2 separate regions of the Homo sapiens genome follow, and region 1 is linked to region 2. A link is a loop called in an ENCODE intact Hi-C map of the cell type or tissue named here. Cell type or tissue: body of pancreas. All regions are shown on one strand. Each heading gives the region's core, and the rest is flanking DNA. Links, peaks and the distances in the headings are about the cores only.

Region 1 (2,904 bases), core at 112-2,611, 65 kb after region 2:
ATGTGGTGTGCTTATATGTGGTGTGTATGTTGTGTGCGTGTGTGTTGTGTATGTGGAGTGTGTGTGTGTCTGTGGTGTAGTGTCTGTGGTGTGTGTATGTGGTGTGTGTGTCTGTGGTATGTATGTGGTGTGTGTAGGTGTGTATGTGGTGTGTGTGTCTGTGGTGTGTGTGTATGTGGTGTGTGTGTGTGTCTGTGGTGTGTTTTTGTGGTGTGTATGTGGTGTGTCTGTGGTGTGTGTGTCTGTGATGTGTGTGTCTGTGGTGTGTGTCTGTGGTGTGTGTGTGGGTGTGTGGGTGTGGGTGTGGTGTGGGTGTGTGGGTGTGGGTGTGGTGTGGGTGTGGGTGTGGTGTGTGGGTGTGGGTGTGGGTGTGTGGGTGTGGGTGTGGGTGTGGGTGTGGTGTGGGTGTGGTGTGTGTGGGTGTGGTGTGTGGGTGTGGTGTGGGTGTGGGTGTGGTGTGTGGGTGTGGGTGTGGTGTGTGGGTGTGGTGTGTGTGGGTGTGGTGTGTGTGTGGGTGTGTGTGGGTGTGGTGTGGGTGTGGGTGTGGTGTGTGTCTGTGGTGTGTACATGGTGTGTGTGTGTGCGTGTGGTGTGTGTATGTGGTGTGTGTGTGTCTGGTGTGTGTGTGGTTTGTGTATGTGATGTGTGTGTGTCTGTGGTGTGTGTGTATGTGGTGTGCGTGTATGTGGTGTGTATGTGCTGCGTGTGTTTGTGGTGTGTATGTGGTGTGTTTGTATGTTGTGTGTGTGTGTGGTGTGCGTGTCTGTGGTGTGTATGTGGTGTGTGTATGTGGTGTGCGTGTATGTGGTGTGTATGTGGTGTGTGTGTGTATGTGGGGTATGTGTATGTGATGTGTATGTTGTGTGTGTGTATGTGGTGTGTGTGTATGTGGTGCGTGTATGTGGTGTGTGTGTATGTGGTGTGCATGTATGTAGTGTGTATGTGGTGTGTGTATATGGTGTGTGTGTATGTGGTGTGTATCTGGTGTGTGTGTATCTGGTGTGTGTGTATGTGGTGTGTTCATGTGGTGTGTGTGTGCATGTGGTGTGTGTGCGCATGTGGTGTGTGTGTGCATGTGGTGTGTGTGCGCATGTGGTGTGTATGTGGTGTGTGTGTGTGTCTGTGGTGTGTGTGCATGTGGTGTGTATGTGGTGTGTGTATGTATGTGGTGTGTGTGTATGTGGTGTGTGTGTGTGTGCATGTGGTGTGTGTGTATGTGTGTTGAGGGTGAGAGGTCTAGGGTTCAGTTTTGTACAGTGCAGCGAGAGATCCCTGTGAAGCACCCCAGTGGGAATGTCAGGGGGGCAGCTGAGTGAGATGCCTGACTCTCAGGGGTATTAACATTAGATGAACAAATGCTTCACTGTTGCACTTACAGAGAAGGAGACTCTAATGGGACACCCTGGGCTGTCTTCCCACTCACCCACAGTCCTTTCTCCAAGTACAAATGGTACTGCTTATTTTAAAATATAGCATATTAACAGGAAATTGGAGCCACAATAAAGCCAACAGATCAGAAGATGATTGCCATTGAGAAGATAGTTGTGGCTGCACACAGTGGCTTACGCCTATAATTCCAGCACTTTGGGAGGCCGAGGCAGGAGGATTGCTGAGGCCAGGAGTTTGAGACCAGCCTGGGCAACATAGGGAGACACTGTCTGTACAAAAAATTTAAAATGAAAAAAAGTAGCCAGGCACGATGGTGTGCGCCTGTAGTTCCAGCTACTCAGGAGGCTTGAGGCGGGAGGATCACTGTTACCCAGGAGTTCAAGAATGCAGTGAGCTATGGTTGTGACACTGCACTCCAGCCTGGGCAACAGGGCAAGATCCTGCCTCTAAACAAATTAAAAAAGAAGAAGAAGAAGAAGAGATAGTTTGTTACTCACAGTTCCTAAGAGAAGAAGGCACACCCTGCATGGGGTGCCACGTGGGGAAGCACTGGGTTGGGGGCAGAGGAAGAGGGAGGCAGGGTGGACAGGGCTGGGATTGGCTAGTTTGAACCCTTTCAGTGGGCTCTGGGGCGTAGGGACTGTCCCTAGCCGTCTGATCCCTGGCCCTAGGGTCATTAGGGGAGGTGGATAGTGGCTCAGAGCAGGAAAGCCAAATAGAGGAAGTGGTTTGGGTATGAACTCTGGATTGGTTTGTTTACATTTTAAAAGCATCCTCCTGCGTGAGTTGTTTACTATCTTCAGGAGTTGGCGGAACTGAATTTGACCAGCATGACTCTAGAGGTCAAAGCATCAGAAAATAAAGGATATAATGTCCTGCCACACTGTGTAACAGAGGCCCACACTGTGCGCCTAAGCCCCCAACAATGTTGAGAGGTTTAATGACTTTTTTTGTTTGTTTTGGAGACAGGGTCTCACTCTGTTGCCCAGGGTGGAGTGCAGTGGTGTGATCATAGCTCACTGCAACCTCAAACTCCTGGGCTCCAACGATTCCTCTGCCTCAGCCTCCTGAGTAGCTGGGAATACAGGCATGCGCCACTACGCCCAGCAAATTTTATTTTTTGTAAAGACGGGGTCTCATTTTGTTGCCTCAGCTAGTCTCAACTCCTGGCCTCAAGTGACCCTCCTGCCTCAGCCTCCCAAAGTGCTGTGATTATAGGCATGAGCTACTATGCCCGGCCTTAATGACATTTTTAAAAGCATTTGTAAATGATGTTGAAAGTTATTCCAACACACTTACCACATAACACATTTGTTAGTCATCTGCTCTTAGTGATACATGTAACAATAGGATGTATCCATTCTTTCCCACCTCCTGACACCACTACCAAATACCTTTCTTGGCCTCAATGACTCTAAATGAACTTAGTTTAGACCAAACATGGGAGAAGGAAGAAAAAGCTGAAGGTTTATAGTTTATATTTAATTCTAATTTCCCCTTCTGAGAAACATTGTA
Region 2 (2,904 bases), core at 314-2,813:
ATTAGAAAATGGAGATAGGGTGGTATTTAGATTTTCTTTTTGGCATTGGAGAAGAATTTACTTGGCACGGTTTGATCACTCTTTCATCTTAGAAACACTTTCTTTGCTTGGCTTCTTTCTTTCTTTCTATGCCATCCTCTGGTGCTAGCTCCTTTCTGCTATGGTTTGACCCCATTAAAACTATGTTGAAATTTGATCCCTAATGTGGCAATGTTGGGAAAGGGGGCTAGTGAAAGGCCTGTGGATCCCTCATAAATACCTTGGTGCCATTCACTTGTTCACTCTGTAATGAGTGAGTTCTCACTCTCAGTAGACTTCATTAGTTTTCATGAGAGTGGGGTGTTAAAAAGTGAGGACATCTTTGGGTTTTGTTCCTTCACACACGTCTGCTTCTCTTTTGATGCTCTGCCATGCTGTGACACAGCATGAAAGTCCTCGCTAGAAACTGAGCCGAGGCAGGCACCAAGCTTCTTGTGCTTTCCAGCCTGTAGAACTATGAGCTAAACACACCCCTTTTCTTTAGATGTTATCCAGCCTCAGGTATTCTGTTACGGCAACACAAAAGAGACTAAGACAGAAAATTGGTACCGAGGAGTAGGATGTTGCTACACAGATATCTGAAAATGTGAAGTGGCTTTGCAACTGGGTCATGAGCAGAGGCTGGAAGAGTTCGAAGAAGCAGCTAGAAAAATACTATATTGCTATGAATTAAGCATTAAGGATGATTCTGGCGAGGGCTCAAAAAAATACAAAAAGATGAAGGAAAGTTTGGAAATTGTTAGAGATTTGTTAAGAGGTGGTAGCCAGAATGCTGATAGAAATATGGATAGTAAAGGTCATTCTTATGAACTCTTAGATGGAAATTAAGAACTTACTGGGAGCTGGAGTAAAAGGCATCCTTGTTATGCCATTGCAAAAAACTTGGCTACACTGTGTCCATGCCCTAGGACTCTGTGGAAAGCTGAACTTAAGAGTGATGGAATAGCATATCTGGTGGAAGAAATTTCTAAGCAGCAAAGTGCGTGGGCTGCTGAGTGCTTGCTTCTAACTGCTTACAGTGAATTACTAGAAAAAGGGAAACAGAGCAGAAAAAATTGGAAAATTCACAGCCTGGCCAAAATTCTGGTAGAGAATGAAAGAGCCCAAAGGTGAGGTGAGGCAGAGAAACCCCTTGCTAGAGAGATTAGCGTGGATAAACGGAAGCCAGGTGCTAAAAGAACAATGGGAAAAAGCAATGGGAAAAAGGTCCCCAACGCATTTCAAAGATCTTTAAGGTCGCCTCTTCCATCACAGACCCAGAGGTCTAAGTCTAAGATGACAGGTTGGTTTAGGGGAACAAGCCCAGGATGCTGTGTCTCTGTGCTGCCTGGGGACACTGGTCCCCACATTCTGGATGCTCCAGCCTTGGTTCATGTGGCCCCAGGTTTGACTCATGCCACTGCTCTGTAGAGAGCAAGCCCTGAGCCTTAGCAGCTTCCATGCGGCACTAATTCTACAGACATACAGAATGAAAGAGCAGTGGAGACGTGGCAGCTTCCTCCTAGATATTAGAGGATGTATCAGAAAGCCTGGGAGCCCAGACAGAAAATTGACACAGGGGCAGAGCCACTACAGGGAGTGCCTACCAAGGTTGGTGGAGCTATAAAGGCAGGGCTGCCCTCAAGACCCCAGAATTGTAGAGCTACTAGCAGCATGTAGTGCCTGCCTGGGAAAGCTACAGGTGTCTGATTTCAAGCCCTGGAGCACCCACATGGGCTCTGCCCAGCAAAACCATGGGGATGGGGCTGCTCAAGGTCTTGGGAGCCTACCCCTTTCACCAGTGTGCCTAGGAGGCAGCACCTGGAGCTTTAAGATTTAATGTTCGGTCTACTGGGCTTTGAACTTGTGTGGGACTTGTCATTCTTTTAGTTTGTCTGATTTTTTCCCCTTTGGAATGGGAATGTTTATCTTGGAAGTAAAAAACTTGTTTTTGATTTTACAGGCTCAGAGTTGGAAGGAGCTTGCCTTGAGTCTCAGATGAGACTTTGGACTTTAGACATTCTAGTTGATGCCGGAACAAGTTAAGACTTTTGGAGACTATTGGGAAGGGATAATTGTATTTTACAATGAGGAGGGCATAAGTTTTGTGGGGCCAGAGGTGGAATAATATGGTTTGGATATGGTTTGTTTATCCCCACCAGATCTCATATTGAAATTTGATCTCCACTGTGGCTGTGTTGGGAGTTGGGGTCTGGTGGGAGGTGTTTGGGTCATGGGAGGTGGATCCCTCATGAATGGCTTAGTACTGTTCTCAAGGTAGTGATTGAATTCCCACTCTTGGATTAGTTCTCTTGGGAATAGATTGTTTCCCTTTGAGGGTGGGTTGTTACAAAGTGAGGACACCTCTAAGTTTTGCCCCTTTCCTTTGACCTTCCACTGTTTCATGAGGAGCAGATGTTAGCACCATGCTCCTTGAACTTCCCAGCCTGTAGAACCATGAGCTATATAAATCTCTCTTTTTTTTTTTTTTCATTTTAAGTTCTTTTTTTTTTAATTATACTTTAAGTTTTAGGGTACATGTGCACAATGTGCAGGTTAATTACATATGTATACATGTGCCATGCTGGTGTGCTGCACCCATTAACTCATCATTTAGCGTTAGGTATATCTCCTAATGCTATCCCTCCCCCTTCCCCCCATCCCACAACAGTCCCCAGAGTGTGATGTTCCCCTTCCTGTGTCCATGTGTTCTCATTGTTCATTTCCCACCTATGAGTGAGAACATGCAGTGTTTGGTTTTTTGTCCCTGTGATAGTTTACTGAGAATGATGATTTCCAATTTCATCCATGTCCCTACAAAGGACATGAACTCATCATTTTTTATGGCTGCATAGTATTCCATAGTGTATATGTGCCACATTTTCT

Evidence for each region. Peaks named below come from ENCODE experiments on the same cell type or tissue, not always from the same donor. Only the 100,000 strongest peaks of a DNase experiment are listed, where the experiment ranks them.
Region 1: a loop joins it to region 2, with 2.5 times the contacts of the local background. A loop is called at or near these places in 1 of 110 quality-filtered maps.

What each region holds. Positions count from the first base shown.
Region 1 is chr13:30,843,799-30,846,702 of GRCh38, forward strand. No RefSeq gene overlaps it. Among named protein-coding and RNA genes, the nearest start is that of LINC00545, 37 kb to the right of the region's middle. In body of pancreas, for the core only: no CTCF peak of the experiment used is centred there; no DNase peak of the experiment used is centred there.
Region 2 is chr13:30,778,769-30,781,672 of GRCh38, forward strand. No RefSeq gene overlaps it. Among named protein-coding and RNA genes, the nearest start is that of LINC00398, 23 kb to the right of the region's middle. In body of pancreas, for the core only: no CTCF peak of the experiment used is centred there; a DNase peak (open chromatin) is centred at 1,743.